Linked DNA regions of Homo sapiens: region 2 is linked to region 1. A link is a loop called in an ENCODE intact Hi-C map of the cell type or tissue named here. Cell type or tissue: pancreas. All regions are shown on one strand. Links, peaks and the distances in the headings refer to the core of each region. The heading gives the core; the rest is flanking DNA. Region 1 holds the start of PCBP2-OT1 (PCBP2 overlapping transcript 1). Region 2 overlaps EIF4B (eukaryotic translation initiation factor 4B).

Evidence for each region. Hi-C counts contacts between places; a loop is a spot of excess contacts. Peaks named below come from ENCODE experiments on the same cell type or tissue, not always from the same donor. Only the 100,000 strongest peaks of a DNase experiment are listed, where the experiment ranks them.
Region 2: it touches region 1 in a loop (5-fold over the local background); 2 of 110 quality-filtered maps call a loop at or near these places.

The regions. Positions count from the first base shown.
Region 1 is chr12:53,460,952-53,468,951 of GRCh38, reverse strand. PCBP2 (poly(rC) binding protein 2) reads right to left here. Exons shown (of 15, transcript NM_031989.5): 7 at 7,809-7,937; 8 at 6,385-6,459; 9 at 4,100-4,192; 10 at 2,979-3,020; 11 at 1,659-1,731; 12 at 1,109-1,147; 13 at 120-175. It overlaps PCBP2-OT1 (PCBP2 overlapping transcript 1), which reads right to left and starts at 4,484. Exons shown (of 1, transcript NR_109828.1): 1 at 3,895-4,484. In pancreas, for the core only: no CTCF peak of the experiment used is centred there; no DNase peak of the experiment used is centred there.
Region 2 is chr12:53,017,170-53,033,470 of GRCh38, reverse strand. EIF4B (eukaryotic translation initiation factor 4B) reads right to left here. Exons shown (of 15, transcript NM_001417.7): 3 at 14,465-14,673; 4 at 13,445-13,561; 5 at 11,611-11,665; 6 at 10,844-10,978; 7 at 5,552-5,689; 8 at 5,283-5,456. Among named protein-coding and RNA genes, the nearest start is that of EIF4B, 19 kb to the right of the region's middle. In pancreas, for the core only: no CTCF peak of the experiment used is centred there; no DNase peak of the experiment used is centred there.

The DNA of each region.
Region 1 (8,000 bases), core at 1-8,000:
CAGCCTGGGCTGTTTAAAAAAAAAAAAAAAAAAAGGGTAGCAGGACACTGCTGAAACGACATCTATTTCTTTACAGTCTATTTTCTTATTTTCATCCCATGCAACCTAACTACACTTACATCGTTTGGAATGGTGAGTTCATGAGAAGTAGTCTGAGCAGATGCATCCAAACCTGCTAAAAGACAGAAGAGAGCAAGCAAATTCAATGCACAGCATTCAAAACCTCACTGACTTGCACATTAAACTAACAGAAGGAAATAAACTGGAAACCCAGCATCATTAGCTGTTGGGATTCATCACTAACTTGGAAGCCTCCAAAGAGGAAAGAGTGGGGGAGAAGGGTGTAGAAATAATGCTCGAAAGGTTCTTCTGTACACTCAGAAGAGCTGATTTCATGCCATTTCCTGCAAAGCCCAGCCTATTAGGGATGGGGGATGGAAGCAAGGGCAAGGGAGTGTGGTATCCTCAAAAAGGACCAATGTCTAAACAAGTCCTTCTGTACTTCTACCCCTTTCCTGTTGTGTTCCAAATTGTATCTCACCTGATGCTCACTAGCACCAGTGCCAATATTATGCCTGTTAATGGGTACCATGGACTTCTGGCACACATGCAGAGTTGCTTTAAATATACCTGTATCAGATTAATCCCCTCCACCCCCTATTCTCCTAACCTAGACTGGAAGGTCAGATAGAATGAAATGGCAGTCAGGTGAGGGGACTTCATTTCTCCAGATTTAGTCCCTGTCTTTTGTTCAATAATTTTGTTCTGGCTTTCATTTTGTTTTCCAAAGAAAAAGAAAGAAAAAAAAATCCCATCAGCAAATACCCGTACCCATCTTTAACAACACCTGGACTGAACCAGGCCAGCTGGCTAACACTCAAGCTTAGTCCTGATCTCAGCTATGGCTGCTGTCTCATCATTTTTAGAAGGGGGTTGGCCAGATCCATCAAGGGACCCTCGGGGGCTCCAGGCCCACCCCTTTGCTCTCTCAGCTCCTCTCTGCCATGTGCATGTTGCTGGTATGGTTCATGGGCAGTGAAACAAGACTCCCACCAGTTTATTAATATAACAGTAGAATACTACAGATTTTTTTTTTTTTAATCATTACCCCAATAGCCTTTCACCTCTGGAGAGCTGGATTCAATGCCTGTTAAGATACAAGTGAAAATGAGTTTGGTGGTCTCATCCTAACCCTATCGGACAAGTTATTCCTTATACAGAAAAGCCCCAAAAACGAAACAAAATAAAAACAAAAACAAAAACAAAAAAAACACTACACAATTTGGCACAAATGGATGGTCTCTACCCAAGCCTGTGAATTGCTGGTGGAGAGAAAGGGGGTGCTGATCAGATCAAGGGGGCAGCAGTCAGGATGGGCTCAAAGAAATATCAGCCTACCCTTTGCCTGACAAGCATCCCCAAACCTCACCCCCAAACCTTCCAGGGCTTTTTTTTTCTTTTAGAATAACTGACCCCAAATGAAAACCACGTTAACAAACACATTACCTCCTTGGGCTTAGCCATAGTAGACAGGCAAGTTTAAACCAGCAGGATGCTGGATAACGAAGTTTGTTTTAAACAGATGTCAAGCTGAGACCTTGGGACTGGCCTCTCTCTTGCACTACACCTTACAGAAATAAACACTGAGGTATCCATACCACTGAATCCGGTGTTGCCATGCGTCATGGGAAAATGAGACTGTTGCATTGCCAACTGGTGCAGCTTGGTCAACTGCAAGGAGGAAACAGGAGGTTGGCATTAGAAGATTTAACAGAGCCAGGGCTCAAGCACATTCGAATTTGAAAATGCAGGTCCTGATTCCCAAAATTGACTCTACTACTCAAACTACAACAGAGGGTAGGGATGGGGCTTGCATCACAATCCTGGGGATTGGCAGAATATGAAGGGTAAGGGTTAGAAATAGAATGGGTGCCTGGAAGAGAATGAATGCCTTTTGGGTGTGGGAATAGAAAAGCAACAGCACTTGCCCAACGACCATCCCCCTTGGAGGCTACTTAATGAAGGTAGTTTGCAGCCATTGCAACAGTTGCCGCAGGGACAAGCACAGACAGGCTAGGTAAACAAACTGTGCAGTGGTGCTAGGGAAAACACACCATGCAGGGTTTCATCAGTATTGGGGAGAGGGAAGGAGATGAGGGGGGCAGGGAGACTGCAAGGAGGAGAGAGGTGAAGAAACCATACTGGGTTTAGTCCCATCACCGCCACCACTGACTACTACAGCTATTTTTATTCATCTATATAAACTGTCCTGACTGTCATAAAATAATCCTTCTTCACGTCTACTTCCCTCTCTCCTGGGGCCTACCACTAACCAAGACCGAAACTCAACTTCCCAAGTCTAATAATGCTCAGCACCTGAAAAGGTTAGTAAGGATAAAAGAAAAGTGCAGAAAAAAATGCCCTTGAAGTCTAAATACCGGCACTTTTAAATAGGAGGTTTTAGCAGCAAGAAAGGTTTGAGTTGAATTCTGAAATGTTCAGGTTCCTATCCCTCTCTGTGTAACATAAGCCCCTTCCCCATCCCTCCAAATACTTTTCAAATTGTCATCTCAGATTGAGGAGTTCCCAAGGGCAAACCCAACCTCCCATTACCCTCATGGAAAAGAGAACTGCATGCAAGGAAGCACAGTCCCAATGTCAATTTAAACTATGCCCTGAGATAACAAATCACAGTATACCATGGAACATTTCCCTTTTAGAAACAGGGTAATCTGAAACACAGGGGGAAAGGAGAAGCTAATGTGCTGAATTAAATTTCAGGGGTTAAATGTTAAAAGGCAAACAAGGCATTACCCTGATTAAAGGGCTAAAATATGGGATTGACCTTGTGAAGAAAACAACTTAATACTGCAAATGCTGAAGACCCAACTCACTTCTGGCTACTTGGGAGAGAGGAGTGAGACAATTTTGGATGGGAGAGGGAGCTTTTCAAAACAAGAAGTGAAAACAAAACTTACATCTGGCTGTGGAATGGCATACTGTCCTTGAATGGTATAGGCCTACAAAAGGAGGAAAACAGTTCCTATTAAAAACCAATCACGGACAGCCACCCAGTGGGGGGAAAAAGACATTTCAACTAGCCAGGAAGCCAGAGTTGAACTAGAGAATGGGGGAGGCCAGAGATTGAGGCAGTAGATGGAATCTCACAAATATGGTCAGACCCAAATTGGCCTTCTTTGAACCCTAAATATGACTTTGTTCCGGGGAATCCTATAAAGGTAGCCAAGTTCCCTGCAATCAAAGGCAAAATATACATAACTGTTTCTTAATGAAAATGTGGGAAGTGAGATTAGCAATGCCTCGACTGACCAAGCCCCACTCTTCCTCCCTGTATACAAGATAGCCTAGGAGGAATAATGATCTCTTCCCTCACCACCCCAACCCTTCTACCAATTGTGGTGATGTGGAAGATCTCTAACTGCACAAACCTACATGGTATGTTTTAAAACACTTCCCTTTCTCCAACTTATTTCTCTATCTGCCTAAAGACCTTAAGAACACTGGATGCTAGCTGAGTCCCTAACAGTAGGGAGCTGATCACAGGTAAACAAAAACCACTGGGTTCTAATTCCTGTCTTCTCCCACCTCCCCTCCATAGGCATTTGCAGCTCCCACTATGCCCTCCTCCCCCCCACAACATAACCTCCCAAAAAGGGAGCTGGGTCTTCAGGGCAATGGGGTAGGGAAAAGGAGGAAAGGAAAAGGGAACAGGGAGGGAGGGGATGGAAGGAGTGGCTGGTTAACAGGATGTGAAGTTTCTCACATCACAGTGGCCAGTACCCCCAAAAGTACACCCAGGTGGGGGTGGAAGGAAGGTGAAAATGGGGTGGGAGGAGTGGGAGAGGGGAAGAGGGGTTGAACAAAAAAAAAATTAAAAAAAAAAAAAAAGTTGGTGTTACCATCTGGTGGGCTACGCGGCCTGGGTGAAATGAGGTTGGGGGGGTCAGTCCAGGTCCCCGTGGACAGGTGGTGTCCACAGCACCAAAAATCACCAGCGCCACTGGCCCCCCGTGTGTTGGCAGTCTCGGCTGAGGCGGAAGGATTGAGTGAGCCTTGGAGACTGAACATCCCCTCTCACCTCTAGAGGTGGTCCCTCCAGGTCAGGGTTGAGGCACATGGACGGGGTGGTGTGGGGAAAGCTCGCACTGTCGCTGCCTGTGCTGTACCTGTCCTGTGGATAAATAGAGGATTTCAGTCTCCAGGGCTGTCAATCCGGCACCTTGTCACCAGCATGAAATTCACACAAAAAAAGTTGTTTATTTTTTTCCTTTTTCCTTTAAAAAGGAGCTCAGACACAATTTGAAACGAGCTGTAATCAGTGAATTAAAAAAAAAAGTTACCTAGTGGCAGATTTCACACTGCACAATTGGGCTATTTTCAATAAGAATGAAGGGGTGGGGCAACAGAGCTGATGCCAGCTCCTGGTCAGTGTGGGATTAAGTTGAACCCCTACAGAGCCCACTTTGCCACAAAGGAACAAAAGACACAGGTCCATCTGTGGACATTGTATATTTAAAAAGGCCTGTGGGAACAATCCATGACAGGGCCACTCATAGAAGAAGCTGCAAATTTTTAGACGGTGGTCATCAACTAAATAAAGGGGAGGGAGGGAGGGAGGGTGGGTAGGGAAGCAAAGAGGTATGAAGGGGGAGGTGTGATGGGGAGTGGAAAAAAAAGGAAGTGAAGGAAGAATTTTAAGTACAGAGGATTGCTGCCACCCAGTATGGGACTCTATTCCAAAGGGGGAGTGGGAGAATCCAGAAGAGCAGGAACCTGGAGTTCCTGGGAAAGAAAAACTCCTAAGGCTAAATCCTTCTGGCGACACTGACTCTGGGCCTTTGCTTATCCTGCCCAACTCTGACTAACTAGACTGAGAGCCCTTTGAACAAACCAGTTTGTACTTTTCTAAAAGCAAGGTACTAAACTGACTCAAGGTTAACACTGTGACATAACCGACCTTCCTGTGAAACCTCTCATAACTACACGACAAACTAAACCTCTAAAAACTTGTTCATTTTTATGCCAATTCAACACAATGTGAAAGAGATGGACTCCCAAGTTTATGCTTGCCCTCTAAATGGCTCCCAGATCAAACGCAGGTAAGATGGAACTAGTTAACTAAATATGCTTGTAACAGACCAGCCCCAAGTGGGAAAAGGTGTTTTGAGCAACGCACTTGCTTAGGCAGCTACCAAAATCAGTCACTATTTCAACCTGAATCCCAATGCAGTTGTCCCTAGGTGTCCCTACGTTATTGGTGGGAGATTAGTCCTAGGATTCCCCCCATAGAAACAAATATCCATGGATATTCAAGTCTTTTACATAAAATGGTATAGTACTTGCATATAACCTAAGCATATCCTCCCACATATTTTAATCATCTCTAGGTTACTTATAATACCTAATACAATGTAAATACTATGTAAATACTTGTTATACTCTATTGTTTAATGACAAAACAAAGCCTGTACATGTTCAGTACAGATACAACCACCCATTTTTTTCCCTGAATACTTTTGATCTGAGGTAGGTTGAAGGTGGAACCCACAAAGGGCCAACTGTATTTTAAAACCTGATCTACCTACTCCTCAAATACAATCAGAGCATAGGACTACCATGGTCCTTCAATGCTTCTGTCATAATAATCTAACTTCAGAATAGTCCACGTGCCAAAGATCAAGAGTTTAGGTTGATGAGGAAGGAGCAGAGAGGCCACGGTGGTGCTTTGGTGTTCTTACTCTAACACCAAAGGTCACGGCACCACAGCCCAACATGCTCACCCCCCTTCTATTCTTGCACACTGAACTCTTACCCCAGCTGATTTCAGTTATGCCATGTGGGTTCAAACCAGTGTTTATGAGGTTAAGAGCCTAGGGGACAACACACTGGAGTTTGGGAGTGAAGGGGTAGGAGTAGGGGAGGTGAGGTGGAGGGAAGGGGAAGTTTGTAGGACACTCAAATTCAGGACCCCCAAATTTTGAGACCACCATCCAGAATCTCCTTCAGAGGTCCAACTCTTTGCTACCTTTTATTTAGACCTCTAAATATCACCCCACACACATAAAACATGGATGGGGTGGGGACAGGGAGAGAAGTAGAGACAGTAAGTCAATTCAACTCTTATATTCTAACCCAACCCACAAGTAAGTTACCTCTTCCGAGTGCCTACAAAACTTCCATTGCCTGCTAAAAATTAAGGCATTCAGCTTTCTCCAGTACAAAAATAAAACTAAAAGCCGGTCAAACTATGGCCAGAGTATAGGTTTCAGCAAGCATGCAGAGTGGCTTGGTGTGATGCTGGCAAAGTTGACATTTCAAATATAATCTCTGTTCATTCTAGCCCACAAATGAGAATTTTCTTACCTGACCACCTGCAAAGATGACCGGAGAGCTGGACGGCTTGGGCCGGTACGGGATGGTCACGCCCTTCGGGGGGGACTGGGAGAGAGTCAGAGGGGAAAAAAACAAAAAGAGATAAGGTTTCAAAGCTGCTTCAGCTGTGTGGCTTTAGCTCACACAGGTCAGTTAAATTAAAAACTATTTCCATCCCCTTACCTACCAAATTGTCTCTGGCTAGATCTAATCTCAATTTATCTACTGAAAGTTATTTGCCTTTAATGCAGTAAGTCCAAGGACTACACAATTCAAACTGATTCTCATCAAGGGAGATGTCCATGTAATAATCTTCGGCACTATTTCCAAAATTTTAGATAAATTTAATGGACATGAAAAACTGTTAAACGTATATTTTTGTTGATAATTTTTAGTATCTCACATTTTTTTGGCCTGAATAGGAAATAAGGTCAAAACTGCAAATAAAGTACTCAAGTGTTATGTCTAGAATAATACAGACACTATCTATAAATAGTTCAAAGGCTCAATCAAGGTTTTTCTAATCTCTACTTGAAAATTCCAGTTTCCAGGTTGGGTGCATCGGCTCATGCTGGTAATACCAGTACTTTGGAAGGCTGAGGCGGGTGGATGGCTTGAGCTCAGGAGTTCAAGACCAGCCTGGGCAACATGGCAAAATCCCGTCTCTACAAAAAATAAAAAAAATTAGCCAGGTGTGGTGGCGCATGCCTGTAGACCAAGCTACTGGGGAGACAGGTGAGAGGATCGCTTAAGCCTGATAGGCAGAGGTTGCAGTGAGCCGATACTGCACCACTGCACTCCAGTCTGGGTGACAAAGTGAACCCGTCACACACACACACACACGAAAAAATTCGTTTCATTTCTCACCAATGAAACCAACTCCATATCACAAATCTGAAAAGGCTTAATTTTCCTGAATTTTGCTATTCTTTTAATAGAATAATAGTGTATAATCAGGACCTTGTAAGTCATTCGGAAACATCATCATACATACATTTTTCTACTCTATGTAACACTTTGAATACCCTCCTACAAAGTGACAAGTTGTTAAAGAACATGTCAAATTTCCATGTAACCAAAATACAGTAATTCAAAAAGTAATTTAACTCAGCTACTCAGGAACTCAAATAAATCTCTGGCCTCCTTAGTCCATGCAGTGCATCTTCTCCCCGACTCTGCTACAACTGCTGTGAACCAAAAGATCACTGCTGCTTAGCAGTTTCTATTTTTGCTCACAGACCATAAGAAAAGTCAAAGCTAGGGGAAGGAAAATATGAACTCAGGGAACCTTTTAGCCCCACCCCCACTGGAAGCCTTAACAGCCTCACTTAATTCTAGTCTTACTAAATATAGATCAGTCCCTCTGTCCCCAGAATGGCCCTCCCCCCATTTTCAGCATGAGCCTGAGGGCTTACCTCCAACATGACCACGCAGATCTGTTTGACACACTCAATGATGGATTGTGGAATGCCAGCAATAGTGATGGCCCGCTCAGTTGAGTTGGGTAGCATATCCCCTGCCACCTGGACCTGAGCCCCTGTACTCTTTGGAGTAAAAAGAAATTCAAAATCAGAGAAAAACAGTTCATGCTCTTCCAATTCCTCCAG
Region 2 (16,301 bases), core at 5,158-13,157, 440 kb after region 1:
CTCAGGAGGCTGAGGCAAGAGAATTGCTTGAACCTGGGAGGCAGAGGTTGCAGTGAGCCAAGATCGAGCTACTGCACTTCAGCCTGGTGACAGAGCAAGGCTCCGTCTCAAAAATAAAAAAAAGAAAAAAAAAAAAGAAAATAGGTAGCTCAGGCTGGGCGTGGTGGCTCACGTCTGTAATCCCGATACTTTGGGAGGCCGAGGCGGGTGGATCACCTGGGGTCGGGAGTTCGAGACCAACACAACCAACATGGAGAAACCCCGTCTCTAGTAAAAATAAAAAATTAGCCAGGCATGGTGGTGCATGCCTATAATCCCAGCTACTCGGGAGGCTGAGGCAGGAGAATCGCTTGAACCTGGGAGGCAGAGGTTGTGGTGAGCCAGGATCGCACCACTGCACTCCAGCCCTCCAGGCTGGAAAACAAAAGCAAAACTACGCCTAAAATAAATAAATAAAAATAAATAAAAATAAAAATAGGTGGCATAAATAACCAAGTTCTGGCCGGGCGCAATGGCTCACGCCTGTAATCCCAGCACTTTGGGGGGCTGAGGCGGGCGGATCACCTGAGATCAGGAGTTCGAGACCAGCCTGACCAATATGGAGAAACCCCATCTCTACTAAAAATACAAAATTAGCCAGGAGTGGTGGCACATGCCTGTAGTCCCAGCTACTCAGGAGACTGAGGCAGGAGAATCGCTTGAACCCACCGGGGAGGCGGAGGTTGCAGTGAGCTGAGAACACACCACTGCACTCCAAACTGGGCAACAAGTGCCAAACTCCATCTCAAAAAAAAAAAAAAACAAAAAAACCCAAGTTCAATTACTCTTCTACCACATCCATGATGTAGTACAAGACCACAGGAAAGACTAAAAATGGTAAACATTTAAGTAATAAATTAATAATCTATCAAGACTTCTTTTATATGGGAAGAAATTTTTGACCATCATTAAACTACTGGATGAAAGTATCTTGCTCCGAAATCTGCATGTTAAGAACTAATACAATATGATAGGGAAGATTCTAGTTCTTTATTTTTTTTGAGACAGTCTCGCTCTGTCACCCAGGCTGGAGGGCAGTGGTGTGATCTCAACTCACTGCAACCTCTGCCTCCCTGATTTTCCTGCCTCAGCTTCCTCAGTAGCTGGGAGTATAGGCACGTGGCACCATGCCCAACTAATTTTTGTATTTTTAGTAGAGATGGGGCTTCACCATGTTGGCCAGGCTGGTCTTGAACTCCCGACCTCAAGTGATCCGCTTGCCTTGGCTTCCCAAAGTGCTGTTACAGATGTGAGCCACCACGCCCAGCCAGGAAGACTCTAGATCTTATACCCTTGTCTCTGTGTATAATATAAATTTGGCAGGTGGTTCATGGGGCAAAGCATGTAACACTGAACAAATAAACTCTTAAGGCAGGCAGTCTGATTTCTTCCTCAATTCAAGTTGTCAGAACACTTTCAAGAGAAACCTAAGTGTTTCAAGGAAGTTAAATTTCTAAAAATGATTGTTTGTCCTAAATATTTTGGATATACAAAAGATACAGAGAATATAAAGAAAGCCTATGTATACAATCACCTGGCTTAAGTAATGTAACCTTAACAAAGAGGTAAAACCTCCTGATGACATGACCAGCTGTACTCTGTCCTCTAAATAACCACTAGATGGTGACTTCATCATGCCCACACTTGATTTTATACTTTTACTACATATGCACATAGTACCTGTAGATAGAGGGTACTGTTTAACAAGATCTAAATTTTCTACGAGGGCTTTAAGCCGACAGTTTATATATGTTCCTAAACATATTTTAAATCTGTGTTATAGCCCCGTCACTTTTGTAAGATAAAATAGGGGCTCAGAAAAAGTAGCTCATTTAAGATATTAATAAAAGAACGCAGCCGGGCACAGTGGCTCACGCCTGTAATCCCAGCACTTTGGTAGGCCGAGGGCAAGTGGATCACTTGAACTTGGAAGTTTAAAACCAGCCTGGGCAATGTGGAGAAACCCCATCTTTAGAAAAAATATCAAAATTAGCCAGGCATATGGCACGCACCTCTAGTCCCAGCTACTGGGGAGGATGAGGAAGGAGGATCACTTGAGCTCAGAAGGCTGAGGCTACAGTTAACCATGATTATGTCACAGCAATTCTAGCCTGGGCGACAGAGTGAGATCCTGTCTCAAGAAGAAAAAAGTAAAGGCTGGGCAAACAGTGAAGGCCCGTGTATGTCAGAGGTATAGAGAAAGGGCTATGTTCCAGGCCATGGGGAAACTAGACAGGTCTAAACAGGAGAATAAGGTAATTAGATCTTATGCCAGAAAGACAACTGACAACTGGGGCCAATGTGAAGAACGGAGCAAGAAAGGGAACTCTGTTAGGAGGCAATGGCCAGTAACGTGGGTGCAGCAATGAGGCCTCAACGAAGGTAGCAGCAGCAACTAGAGACAAGAGGGCAAATCTTAGAGGGAATGGGGGGGTAAGAGCAAGAAGAGAAATAAAAAATTAGGTATGCAGCTCTTGGTGGGGAGGTAAGGGACAGTGTGAGAGAGGAAAAGGTCAGAAGTCAAGGAGAACATGAGGCCCACATCTGAGCCTCCACTTTTCTAACTTGTAATTTTACCTATACCACACAGAAGTCTTAGAATTAAACAATACTTGTACAAGCCCTCAGCTCACTGATGGAACAGAGTAAATGGTTAATAAATGTTAGCTATTATTTTTAGGCTTCTTGCTTGAGGAAATCGCTTTTAAGAACGTAGTTTTTTCACTGGGCGCAGTGGCCCACGCCTGTAATCCCAGCACTTTGGGAGGCCGAGGCGGGCGAATCACAAGGTCAAGAGATCCAGACCATCCTGGCCAACATGGTGCAACCCCGTCTCTACTAAAAATACAAAAATTAGCCGGGCGTGGTGGCAAGCCCAGCTACTTGGGAAGCTGAGGCAGGAGAATCACTTGAACCTGGGAGGCAGAGGTTGCAGTGAGCCGAGATCGCGCCATTGCACTCTAGCCTGGGCAACTAGAGAGAGACTCCGTCTCAAAAAAAAAAAAAAAAAAAAAAAAAGAATATAATTTTTTAAAACCTATTTCCTATTTTATTATTTTTTAGATGGGGTCTCACTATGTTGCCCAAGCTGAAATGAGACCTTGGCTAACTGCAGCCTTGACCTCCCAGGCTCAAGCGACCCTCCTACCTCAGTCTCCTAAGACACGGGGACTACAGGCACATGCTACCACGCTCAGCTAACTTTTATATTTTTTGCAGAGATGGGGTCTCACTATGTTGCCCAAGCTGAAATGAGACCTTGGCTAACTGCAGCCTTGACCTCCCAGGCTCAAGCGACCCTCCTACCTCAGTCTCCTAAGACACGGGGACTACAGGCACATGCTACCACGCTCAGCTAACTTTTGTATTTTTTGCAGAGATGGGGTCTCACTATGTTGCCAGGGCTTGTCTTGAACTCCTGGACTCAAGTGATCCTCCTGCCTTGGCCTCTCAAAGTGCTGGAATCACAAATGTGAGCCACCATGGCTGGCCTAAGTTTTTTTTAAAAAAAACAAACATTGAATTATTATTATTATTTTGAGGAAGGAGTAAAGACTTCACCATTTTCTGAGGGAGAAGGAAAGACCTCACTGCAATAGAATTGCCATATGGCTCTGATGAATTCTGTCATCTCACTGTGTTTTATTAGTTGTCCAGATCGATTTTCCTTTCTTGGGGAATCACAGGAGATGATGGATATAAAGCCATTGCCACAAAGTTTAGGACTAACACAAAGATGTTAAAGATAGGAAAAATTTGGCCGGGCACGGTGGCTCATGCCTGTAATCCCAACACTTTGGGAGGCCAAGGCAGGCGGATCACGAGGTCAAGAGATTGAGACCAGCCTGGCCAACATGGTGAAACCCTGTCTCTACTAAAACTACAAAAATTAGCTGGGCATGGTGGCGTGCACCTGTAGTCCCAGCTACTCGGGAGGCTGAGGCAAGAGAATTGCTTGAACCTAGGACGCAAAGGTTGCAGTGAGCTGAGATCATGCCACTGCACTCCAGCCTGGCAACAAACAGAGCAAGACTCCGTCTCAAAAAAAAAAAAATAAAATAAAAAAAGGATAGAAAAAATTCTGGGCCAGATACCATAACCTTTTATATGACATCACTGAAGTTAGAACACAAATGGTGGCCATTTATTAGTATTTTATAACAGGTTAGATTTGTAACACAGTTTACATTTTATATCTTATAGTATTAGGGGCATAATTTTAGAATAGGTGCACCAAAATCTCACCTTTATAATTAATGAACATCAATTATTGTGGTATAATGGTACAGAAAGCAATCCTTTTTTTTTTTTGAGACAGTCTCACTGTCGCCCAGGCTGGAGTGCAGTGGTGCGATCTCAGCTCGCTGCAACCTCTGCCTCTGGGCTCAAGCAATTCTCCTGCCTCAGCCACCCGAGTAGCTGGGATGATAGGTATGTGCCACTACGGCCACCTAATTTTTGTATTTTTAGTACAGACGGGGTTTCACCATGTTGGCTAGGCTGGTCTCGAACTCTTGACCTCAAATGATCTGCCCACCTTGGCCTTCCAAAGTGCTGAGATTACAGGTGTGAGCCACTGCACCTGGCCTTAATGCTTCGTTTTTAACCCCATAGTACCAATTATGGGCTACAGGACTATGTTTAATCTGAATTTCATTTCCCTTACTTGGAAAATGGAGCTAAAACCATCTGTTTTAAGTGTAATTTACTGAGATCACAACATAACAGTATCTGGCAACTTTTTTTTCCATTTCTACTGTTTATTCAATAAATTTTAACTGAAAAATCTATCTGTGAAGGCATATGAGATGAAAACAATTCGACTGCTGTGTTTCCACTGATGTCATCCTTAGCCAATGCTTTTTTTTTTTTTTTGAGATGGGGAGTCTCACTCTGTCACCCAGGCTGGAGTGCAGCGGCGCCATCTCCACTCACTGCAAGCTCTGCCTCCCGGGTTCCCACCATTCTTCTCTCTCAGCCTCCCTAGTAGCTGGGACTACAGGTGTCTGCCACCACACCTGGTAGAGACGGGGTTTCACCATTAGCCAGGATGGTCTCGATCTCCTGACCTTGTGATCTGCCCACACCTGGCCAGCCAATGCTCTTTCTACTATGCTTTGCTGCTTCCTGTACAATGTGCAAATTATATTTGTGCCCAACTCAGTAGTTCGTAACACAATCACAAATTTTCCGTAGTTTTCCCAGTTTCTGCTCCATGAAGTACGTAAAAAGAAAACTATTACCTCTATCATCACGCCTATAATCATCCCGAGAGTAATCATCTCTGGAGCTCCACGACCGATCATCCCGTCTGTCATATCGGTCTTCATAGCGGTCCCCGCCTCCTCTGTAGTCATCATCCCTGCGATACCCACTGCCAAATGCTCTTCTGCCACTGCCTATCCGGGAATCATAGCCTGTAAATATATCCCAAATTATAATCATCACAGCGGAGGGGGAAAAAAAAAAGGCAAAGTTACTGAAAGAGCAATTCGACATGTTTTACAATTACCTCTATCATAGTCTCTGCTGCCTCGGTCATCATAGCGATCCCGGCCACCATATCGATCCATATCCCGGCGTGGGCCATCCCGATACCCATCCCGATACCCATCCCGATACCGGTCTGAATCATAACGATCTCGATACTCTAGAGGAAACAGACAAGTAACACCATCCCCTTTTCTCTGACACCATTAATAGAAACACGGTAAGCTATCAGTCCAATTTGGAAGAATCTGTTTATTTAAATTTTCTATCTGATTTCTTCAAAAAGTTTCCCTGGTGAAATAATTGTTGCTCAGCTAATAATTTGGGAAGGGTGGGTTGGAAATTAAAAAATCCCTAAATATTCCATAATGAATTTCCAGAAGGAGAAGAGGTTTACATGCAAAAACAAAAAACAAAACAAAGCACAAGACACTAAAACAATACAGTTGGGAATCTCCCATGTTTGATCCCAAAGACCACTTATTTTTTAATTAAAAAAATTTTTTTAGCTGGTCACGGTGGCTCATGCCTGTAATCCCAGCAGCACTTTGGGAGCCCGAGGTGGGCAGATCACGAGTTCAAGAGATCGAGACCATCCTGGCCAACATGGTGAAACCCCGTCTCTACTAAGGATACAAAAATTAGCTGGGCGTGGTGACGCACACCTGCAGTCCCAGCTACTTGGGAGGATGAGACAAGAGAATGGTGTGAACCCGGGAGGCGGAGGTTGCGCTGAGATCATGCCCCCGCACTCCAGCCTGGCGAGAGAGTGAGACTATGTCTCAAAAAAAAAAAAAAAAAAAATTTTTTTTTTTTTTGAGAGACAGTCTCTCTCTGCTGCCCAGGCTGGTCTTGGACTCCCGGGCTTAAGCAATCCTCCAGCCTTGGTCTCCCAAAGTGCTGGGATTATAGGCCTGAGCCGTAACACCCAGCCTCAAAGATCACTTTAAGAGGCAAACAAAATGAGAAACAATATATGCAACATATGACTAACAGGACATAATTTTCTATTGAATTTTAGGAGCTTAAATCAATTTCTGCACTGCTGATCATAATTTTAAATGGTACAAATACACTTTGGGAGGTTGAGGTTGGTGGATTGCCTGAGCTCAGGGGTTTGAGACCAGCCTGGGCAACATGGTGAAACCACAACTCTATCAAATATACAAAAAATTAGCCGGGCATGGTGGTGCAGGCCTGTGGTCCCAGCTACTTGGGAGGATGAGGTGGAAGGATCACTTGAGCCAGGGAGGCAGAGGTTGCAATGATCCAAGATTGTGCCAAGGCACTCCAGCCTGGGTGACAGAGTGAGACTTCCTCTCAAAATAAATAAATAAATCAATAAATTAGTATAAATACTGAAAGTTGTATTAGAACTATGCATGAAAAGATTTGAAGTCATGTATACCCTTCTTGACCAACAATTTAATTTCTTGAAATTCACTGAGGAAATAATTGGATGTGTGATAAAGATACATGTACAAAGACATTCATTGCAATGTTGTTTATGTTATAAACTATATTTTACACACACATGTGCATTTCAGTATCAGAGGACCCTAAATACTAGAAATCTGTATAAAGAAACGTAGTAGCTCAGATAGCAAACTGTGGGTAGCGTTATGTTGTTTGTAAAAGGGATAGCTGCTATTTAGCTCCAGCTGACTGTTGCTAGGATCTTCCAATTTTCTGAGAGAAGCTGGCAACCCAGATTTTAAAGTTAAAAAAAAAATCTGAATTTCTAAATATAAATTAACTAACTAAAACAACCTACACGTTTTAAGAGCTGATAATTTATGTATGGGGGACAAACAGGGATCTTTTTCTTTCTCTTTTTTTTTTGAGACGGAGTCTCACTCTGTCGCCCAAGCTGGAGTGCAGTGGCACAATCGCGGGCTCACTGCAACCTCCACCTCCCGGGTCCAAGCGATTCTCTTGCCTCAGCCTCCCCAGTAGCTGAGGTTACACGTGTCCGGCTAATTTTTTTTTTGTATTTTTAGTAGGGACAGGGTTTCACCGTGTTAGCCAGGATGGTCTCAATCTCCTGACCTCATGATCCGCCCGCCTCCGCCTCCCAAAGTGCTGGGATTACAGGCGTGAGCCACCATGCCCGGCCAGGGATCTTTTTCTTGTGGCTGCTGTCTTTTAAATAATGATTTCATTTTGGAAACCACATAATTTTTACTGACCAGACATAACATTTCCTGGTATTATAAACTTTATATATTAAAGAACATGCTAATGTTAGTAAAATGATTATAGAAATGATCTAAAACAGGACACATATAAGAAAATCAGCCCTGTGTTTATTTTGAAATGTGGTTTTAATTTCTGGAGATGCGATTTACACTTAATTTTATTTGGGTAATACTGAAATTATGATAAGCTTGTGTTTCCTGAGAAAGCATAGATCCATGCTGGAGAAAAGCAGCACATGCTATTACTGACATTTCATAGGAATACTGAGTGTAATACCCCCCAACACCCCTCGGGGTTCTCTTTTTGGCCTAATGCTTGGGACAGGAGTCTCTGGATCTTTAATTCAGGTTAACTAAGTTGACTTTGGGGCAGCTTTGGATAACAACAGCACACTCACTCGTTATCCATTCTGCTTGCTCTAAATTCAAGGTTTCAGGTGAGAAAAGTCATGCCCCTGGACTCAAAACAGGACCCTTGGTCTGATTGTCTGCTTTTTCTTTCAAGAGCCATTTCTTCCTGTTAACAATAGAATCTCTTGCATAAATGCTGAAGTTAATCACCTCACATAGTTCTCCCCAAGGCTTTGCTGTGTCACAAAGTCATGTAAAAAGTCAGATATAAACTTGCTGATTTATCCTTCTTTCAGACCTATGACCCATTCTTCTTCCTTCTACATCTTAAAAGGTTAAGGACTCTCCTCTAAAAGGAATTATACATATCCCTTACTGCTTCCCCAATTATATTTAGTACAAAGCTCAAAAGGTACCTCACAAAATTAAAATGCTTGTGCTGGGAGCGCTGGCTCACACCTGTAATCCCAGCATTTTGGGAGGTCAAGGCAGGCAGATCATCTGAGGTAAGGAGTTAGAGACCAGCTGGCCAACGTGGTGAAACCCCATCTCTACTAAAAAATACAAAAATTAGCCAGGTGTGGTGGTGCGCATCTGTAATCCCAGCTACTCAGGAGGCTGAGGCATGAGGAACACCCTGAACCTGGCAGGCAGAGGTTGCAGTGAGCCAAGATTGCCACTGCACTCCAGTCTGGGCAACACAGAGAGACTGTGTCAAAACAAAACAAAACAAAACAAAACAAAGAGCTTGTAAATTTAAGTTGGTCTGTTTTTACTTAAACTATTTCAAACATACAGAAAAGTAAAGACACCATTATAACAAACTTATGAACCTATTACTTAGGTTTAGTGAATGTCATATTTTGCCATGTTTGTTTTTTGTTTAAAAGAAATATGTTACAGACTAAAAACAGAATTTTCCCTATCCCCACCAACAATTAAAAGGGTGGTTAAATTACCATGCGTAGCTTTATAATTTTACAACTTATGCATTAATACTACATGGTATTGTTTTCAAATTTATACACAATTTTTTTCCCCTTAATGTAACAGGTTTTGAATTTTATCCCTGTTGTTATGCTATTAAGTATTTGATTACAGACAAACCACTATTTATTTATTTTTACTAGGTAGTAGCTTCTTTCCATTTTAAAAATAGTGTGGTCTACTTTTGTGTATTTTAATAAAGTTGCATAATTTTCCCCATAAAGGTCTTTGTTAAAGTGATGTATGTAATTAATCTCTACTCCTACCCCATGATATTTCCCACTCACCTATCTTTCCGCACCCCAACTGTTTAATTATTCACACACTGTCTCTTCCCTCCACTATAATAATGTATGCCCAATAAAGACAGGATTTTCTTGTTTTTGTTCACTGCTGTATCTTGAGCATTTAAGTGAATCAATTTTTATTAGAAAAAAATTACACTGCTGTATCTTTGTTCACTGCTATATCTTGAGTATTTTTAAAGTGAATCAATATTTTTATTTTAGAAAGTTACATTTTAGGCCAGGTGCAGTGGCTCATGCCTGTAATCCCAGCACTTTGGGAGGCTGAAGCAGGAGGATCACCTGAGGTCAGGAGTTCGAGACCAGCCTGACCAACATGGAGAAACCCCATCTCTACTAAGAATACAAAATTAGCCAGGCATGGTGGCACATGCCTGTAATCCCAGCTACTCGGGAGGCTGAGGCAGGAGAATCGCTTGAACCTAGGAGGCGGAGGTTGAGGTGACCTGAGATCATGCCATTGCACTCCGGCCTGGGCAACAAGAGCGAAACTCTGTCTCAAAAAAAAAAAAAAAAAAAAAATTTTACATTTTAATTGTTTGCTACAAGCATATAGTAATGCAACTGATGGGCCAGGCGCAGTGGCTCACGCCTGTAATCCCAGCACTTTGGGAGGCCAAGGCGGGCGGATCATGAGGTCAAGAGATCAAGACTATCCTGGCCAACATGGTGAAACCCCATCTCTACTAAAAATACAAAAATTAGCTGGGTGTGGTGGCGCGCGCCTGTAGTCCCAGCTACTTGGGAGGCTGAGGCAGGAGAATCACTTGAATCCAGGAGGTGGAGGTTGCAGTGAGCCAAGGTCACGCCACTGCACTCCAGCCTGGGCGACACAGCGAGACTCCGTCTCAAAAATATATATATATATCAAAAAGTAATGCAACTGATCTTTGTATGCTGCTCTTCACTCAGCAATCATGCTGAACTCTTATTTCAAATAGCTCACTTTGTAGAATCTGTTGGATTTTTTTTTTTGAGACAGGGTCTCGCTCTGTCACCCAGTCTAGACCTCCTGGGCTCAAGGAGTCCTCTTGCCTCAGCTTGCTGAACAGCTAGGACTGCAGGTGCGTACCACCACGTCAGCTTTTTCTTTTTCTTTTTGGTAGACAGGGTCTTGTTTTGTCGCCCAGGCTGCTCTCAAACTCCTGGCCTTAAGCAATCCACCTGCCTTGACCTCCCAAAGCGTTGGGATTATAGCCACCATGCCCAGTTTGGGTTTCTTTATAAACAATTGTCTCCAAAAAAAGAGAAATGTCTGTCCCTTTGTTTGGTTAAGTTTTCAAAAAAAATTATTAATTTATCAAATTCGTTTCCTGCATCTATCAGTTCTTTCAGATACTATCCAAAATTTTTCTTAATCTGCTTTCCTCCTTCTATCTGTTAATGTGATCTGATCATCTGTAACACATTTGTCCTATTACTAAATAGCCTCCCAAAGCACAGAGGAAGCTAACTTCATAAAAACAAACTTACTGTCTCCAAAGCTATCATCACCTCTTCTAGGTGGGTAGTCATCAAAGCTGTCTGTAGCAGGACGAGCCCTCCAGTCTGTATCTGTTTTGTCAGAATCCCGATTTCTATCACGGCCAAAAGAACGATCATCCCTGTCTACAGATACATTAAAACAAAAACCGTAAGTTATCTCATAAAAACTTTGCCCAATATTTCTCACACATAGAAAACCCCCATTTTACCCTATTTTTCACTTTCACGTCACACTGTCATCCCAGTTACCTCAGGCCCCATAAGTACATGCTCCAATTCAACCCCAGGTGGCTCTTTTCCTCCCGTTTTTTCCTATTGGTTTAATGCTTAGCTATCTCAAATTCTGTATGGGCCAGGAGTCCCTGAAACATATACAAATTAGGTCCCCTTTGTGACCAACGTGCTGTTAGGCAGCTAATCTATTTATCATCTATTTAATGTTCATCTAGATCAATCAGTCTTCTCAATCTTGACATGCATTTTGGGCTGCATAATTCTTTGTTGATGGGGACTGTCCTATTCCCTATAGAATTAACCCCTGGATTCTACTTATGTCAGCAGCACTCCCTCCAATTGTGACAACTACAATGTCTTCAAACATTGCCAGAAGTCCCCTGTGGGGCAAAACTGATTGAAAACTGTTACTGTAGATTCAGGCAGGCCCACCACTACCCCTATTCAAATTTTCTGGGAAAGGATGGCTTGGTGTCATCCTGGGACCATTACCAAACAGAAATCTCTACCAGTTTCCTTACCTTTATCCTGTGCTTGATCAGCAACGTCCACTCGAATTCTCCTGTTACCTAGAGACTGAGAGCATAGGACCATATTAACCAACCTTTTGCCCCATTATGCACAAATCCCTTGAGTGACCTTGAACGTCTGGGCATAGCAGAAGCACTAGGGGAAGGAAGATAAAGGAAAACACTGTAATCTAGCTAACACTCCAATTTGTGGGCTAAAGAGTCCTTTAAAAGACTTAAAAGTTAAACAAATTTAAGCTGGCCTTGAATATTAGGTCAATTATACTATTTTTACAAAGCTTAATTTCACAGAATAGAATTAACTTTTTAACTATCCAAGGTAATTTGTCAAGTGTAGTAAATTAAAAATAATTCTCACATAACTAGCTGAATAAAAGGCATATTTGGTGCCACAACAATTATTTATCAAAATTTATAGAAGCCAGGTGCAGTGGCATGTACCTACAGTCTCAGCTATTTGGGAGGCTGAGGCTGGAGGATCACTTAAGCCCAGGAGTTCAAATCCAGCCTGGGCAATATAGCGAGACACTGTCTCTTAAAAACAAAAACACCCAACACATTTATAGAGCCTCTACTACTACTATGTACCAGCAAAATTGCATAAAGCATGCTTTGTCTACAATCTTAGGTTCTTTCACTCAGTATTACCTTCAGATAAATCAGTTCTTCCAGAGATACCCTCTGACTTCCCTTTCCCACATCATTATTTATATACTTTGAACCCAATTAATTCTATTGCTGATTTTTCCTCATTTCATAGTAGAATCTACAGTTGAAGGATAACAATGATTTTTAGTTAAAAATACCCAAAACTATATTAAACACCACTATAATGAAATCTCTAGTAACAAAGTAACTCTTAACTATGGACCACAACAATATATTAATAGTTAATCTAGTAAACATCAAATAGTTAACAATTGCATGGTATTCTTTTTCTTATCCAGACTGAGTAAAGTTAGAGACCAGTAATGTTAATAAAAATCTAAAAATAATCCAGTAAGAGTAACTCTGGAACAAGATTAGACCTTCATATGCATTTAACTAAGTACATTAATTTTTATCTCTATTTCACACTGACTACAGGTTATCATGATGGTAATCAATTATGAGGCAGCAAAACTATTTCTAAGAGGTGTTGATTTCAATCATGTCATATGGCAAAATAGGACTACAGAAATATGGCACAAATGGCACTAGAAATTGCCTTATCAATAAACAATAAGGTGTTTTTGGAGTTAAAGGAGGAAAAAAGTCTTTTTTCTTCTGAGATATAAGCCCCTCAAGTCCTGGGACAGGAAAACCTTTGTGGGCAGTGTTGACAAGCAGAAGGACTAGATATTTATTGTCACTCTCCTGTAAAATATTCCTTTGTAGGAAATGTTTCCAAATCCTCTTAAATGAACAAATATACCATTACAACACTTCCCTGAAAATGAGATATGCCTTTAATACTAAACAAACTTGATTTTTCTATTTGCCTTTATCAGGCCAGATTACTTTGAAAAAGCAATGCCATAAGAGTTGAGGCAACACTGTGGGTAAATCAGTGTAAGACTTAATTAGAGACCTGGTGTGTGGTGGGTTTCTTCCACAACTTTCCACCTAAGTACCTATCTAAATTATTGGGGCCTACTGAATTTGCTGAAGTGTGACTTGCTAGATGTTCGATGTTAAGTGATACACTGTTAAATAATGCAGGCCTTTATTTGTAGATATGGGAATCTTTGAAGTGAGCCTCTCAACCTAAAAAATACCAGTTTGATCAATAAACATGAGATTTGTGAACTTACACCCCTCATATCCCCACTCTTATTTTCTTTACCTCTTCATTGAGACTCAGGGCACTGAGCAGGGAATCCAGGTCCTCAAATTCAGCATAACCAAAACCTTTCAACCTCTCTGGATTGCTGGGTTCACGTGGTAAACGCACTGCACTGATCTGAAGGAATAAGAATCAACAACAAAGTTTCCCAGCATTCTTCTTCATTTGTCATTTTTTGAGAGGACTACAAAAGCATTACTGTATGTGCATGAATTTTTCTGAATACACAAGAACATGGTTGTCTCAGGAGGAAAACTGATGCAGAGGGATAGTAGAAACTTTACTAAATGCCCTATTATACCTTCTGAATTTTGAACTGTATGAATTTAACTCTAAAAAAAAAAAAAAAAAGATTAATTCAGGCCAGGTGCAGTGGCTCATGCCTGTAGTCCCAGCACTTTGGGAGGCCGAAGCAGGTGGATCCTCTGAGGTCAGGAGTTCAAGACCAGCCTGACCAACATAGTGCAACCCTATCTCTACTAAATACAAAAAATTAGCTGGGCATGTAATCCACTGTACTCCAGCCTGGATGACAGAATGAGACTCTGTCTCAAAAAAAAAAAAAAAAAAAAAAAAGAAAAAAAAAAAATATATATATATATAATTTTGATTTTATTTTTTTTCTTTGAGATGGTGTTTCACTCTTGTTGCCCAGGCTGGAGTGCAATGGCGCAATCTCGGCTCACCACAACCTCCGTCTTCCAGGTTCAAGCAATTCTCCTACCTCAGCCTCCCAAGTAGCTGGGATTACAGACGTGTACCACCACGCCCAGCTAATTTTTGTATTCTTAGTAGAGACAGGGTCTCACCACGTTAGCCAGGCTGGACTCGAATTCCTGACCTCAAATGATCCACCCGCCTCAGACTCCCAGAGTGCTGGGATTACAGGCGTGAGCCACCATTCCCGGCCTTAAATTATATTTCTAGTTGTTTTTTCAACAGCAACTGCCCATTCCACAATTAGTCTTTTTTAGACATTATCCTCAATATCTAGTTAATTATTACAACTTTTACACTTACATTTAATCCTCGAAAGAATTCCTTAATTGACTCTTCTGTAACATCATAGGGTAGGTTTCCTAGAAAAGCAGTGTAGGGTGGCGATTTGGGAAGACGGCTCCGGTCGATATTGGGTTCCCGAGCAGCCCGTGGAGCAGTGGGAAGGATGGAACGGTCAATTGGAGGCGCCCTATACACATCGTCATCGTTACTGTGCCAAGTGGTCGAAACTAGGATAGAGGAATGAATGTAAGAAATTAGAAGAAACTTCTCTCACTACTGTCATAGAACAAGAGGACCCATGTTAATTGCCAAATATTAAACATGCTATACAAGAAAACCAGACCAAAAAAAGTGGGGGTTCAGTAATAAGGGCACTTTACGAAGAGAAGCTTCTGAGATTAATTATGACACCTTAATCTTTATGTAAGCAAAGAAATATTATTCCATAAATACAACTCTTTATGGAATATTACTGTGTGCCAGCTACTTTATATTCATTATATCCCATCTTATCTTTTTAACAGTCCTGTGAGGTTGTCCCCCATTCTACAGAAAAGCAAACTCAGATTTCAGACAGTAATTTGCCCAAGGTCACAGACGGTAAAGCTAGGATTCAAACCTGGGTCCCTCTTACTCCAGGTATATTTAACCACTACTGACAACTCTTGTATTCCTAGTGGTGAGTTTGAAGTTGAGTATTTTTCTGCATGGTCTATCCTCCCTTAAAAACAACAACAGGCCTGGCTCGGTGGCTCACACCTATAATCCCAACACTTCGGGAGGCCAAGGTGGGTGATCACCTGAGGTCAGGTTTGAGACCAGCCTGACCATTATGGTGAAACCCTGTCTCTACTAAAAATACAAAAATTAGCCAGGTGTGGTGGCATGTGCCAGTAATCCCATCTACTTGGGAGGCTGAGACAGGACAATCTATTGAACCGGGAGGCGGCAGTTGCAGTGGGCCAAGATATTGTGCCACTGCACTACAACCTGGGCGACAGAGTGAGACTCCATCTGAAAACAAACAAACAAAAATATCACAACAAAAATCTTTTCCTACAGCACTGTCCATGAATTTGTACTTCAGATACCAACACCTATGGGAAGTACGACCTATATAAAATTTCCTGTTTTGGCCGGGTGCAGTGGCTCATGCCTGTAATCCCAGCACTTTGGGAGGCTGAGGCAGGTGGGTCATGAGGTCAGGAGTTCAAGACCAGCCTGGCCAAAATGGTAAAACCCTGATTCTACTAAAAATACAAAATTTGCTGGGCGCGGTGGCGGGCACCTGTAATCCCAACTACTCAGGCGGCTGAGGCAGGAGAATCGCTTGAACCCCGGGAGCAGATGTTGCAGTGAGCAGAGAGTGCGCCACTTGCACCCCAGCCTGGGCAATAGAGACTCTGTCTCAAAAAAAATTTCCTGTTTTTAGGAATTATGAAAACAGGTCATAGGAAAAAATATTCTTTCAGCATGCAATAAACGATTTTCAGGAAAAAAACAATGGTAATGAGATTTATGTCATACCCGGTCATTATAAAACATAGCTCCTTATTATTCCTGGCGACTCCCTGAAGGCACAGAACTTGTCCAATTGACTCTTCTTTATTTTCCCACCATAATTACTGTTCTCACTCCTTTTCCTCAGACCATTTTCGTTTACCCAAGGACACTCTGATTTTATACTAATGACACCTGGAACTAATTATTCCTTGGCTCTGAGTAAACATAGCTTACAGATTACACTGAAACATCACTTTTTTTTTTTTTTTGAGATGGAGTCTCGCTCTGTCTCCCACGCTGGAGTGCAGTGGCATGATCTCAGCTCACTGCACCCTCCGCCTCCCAGGTTCAA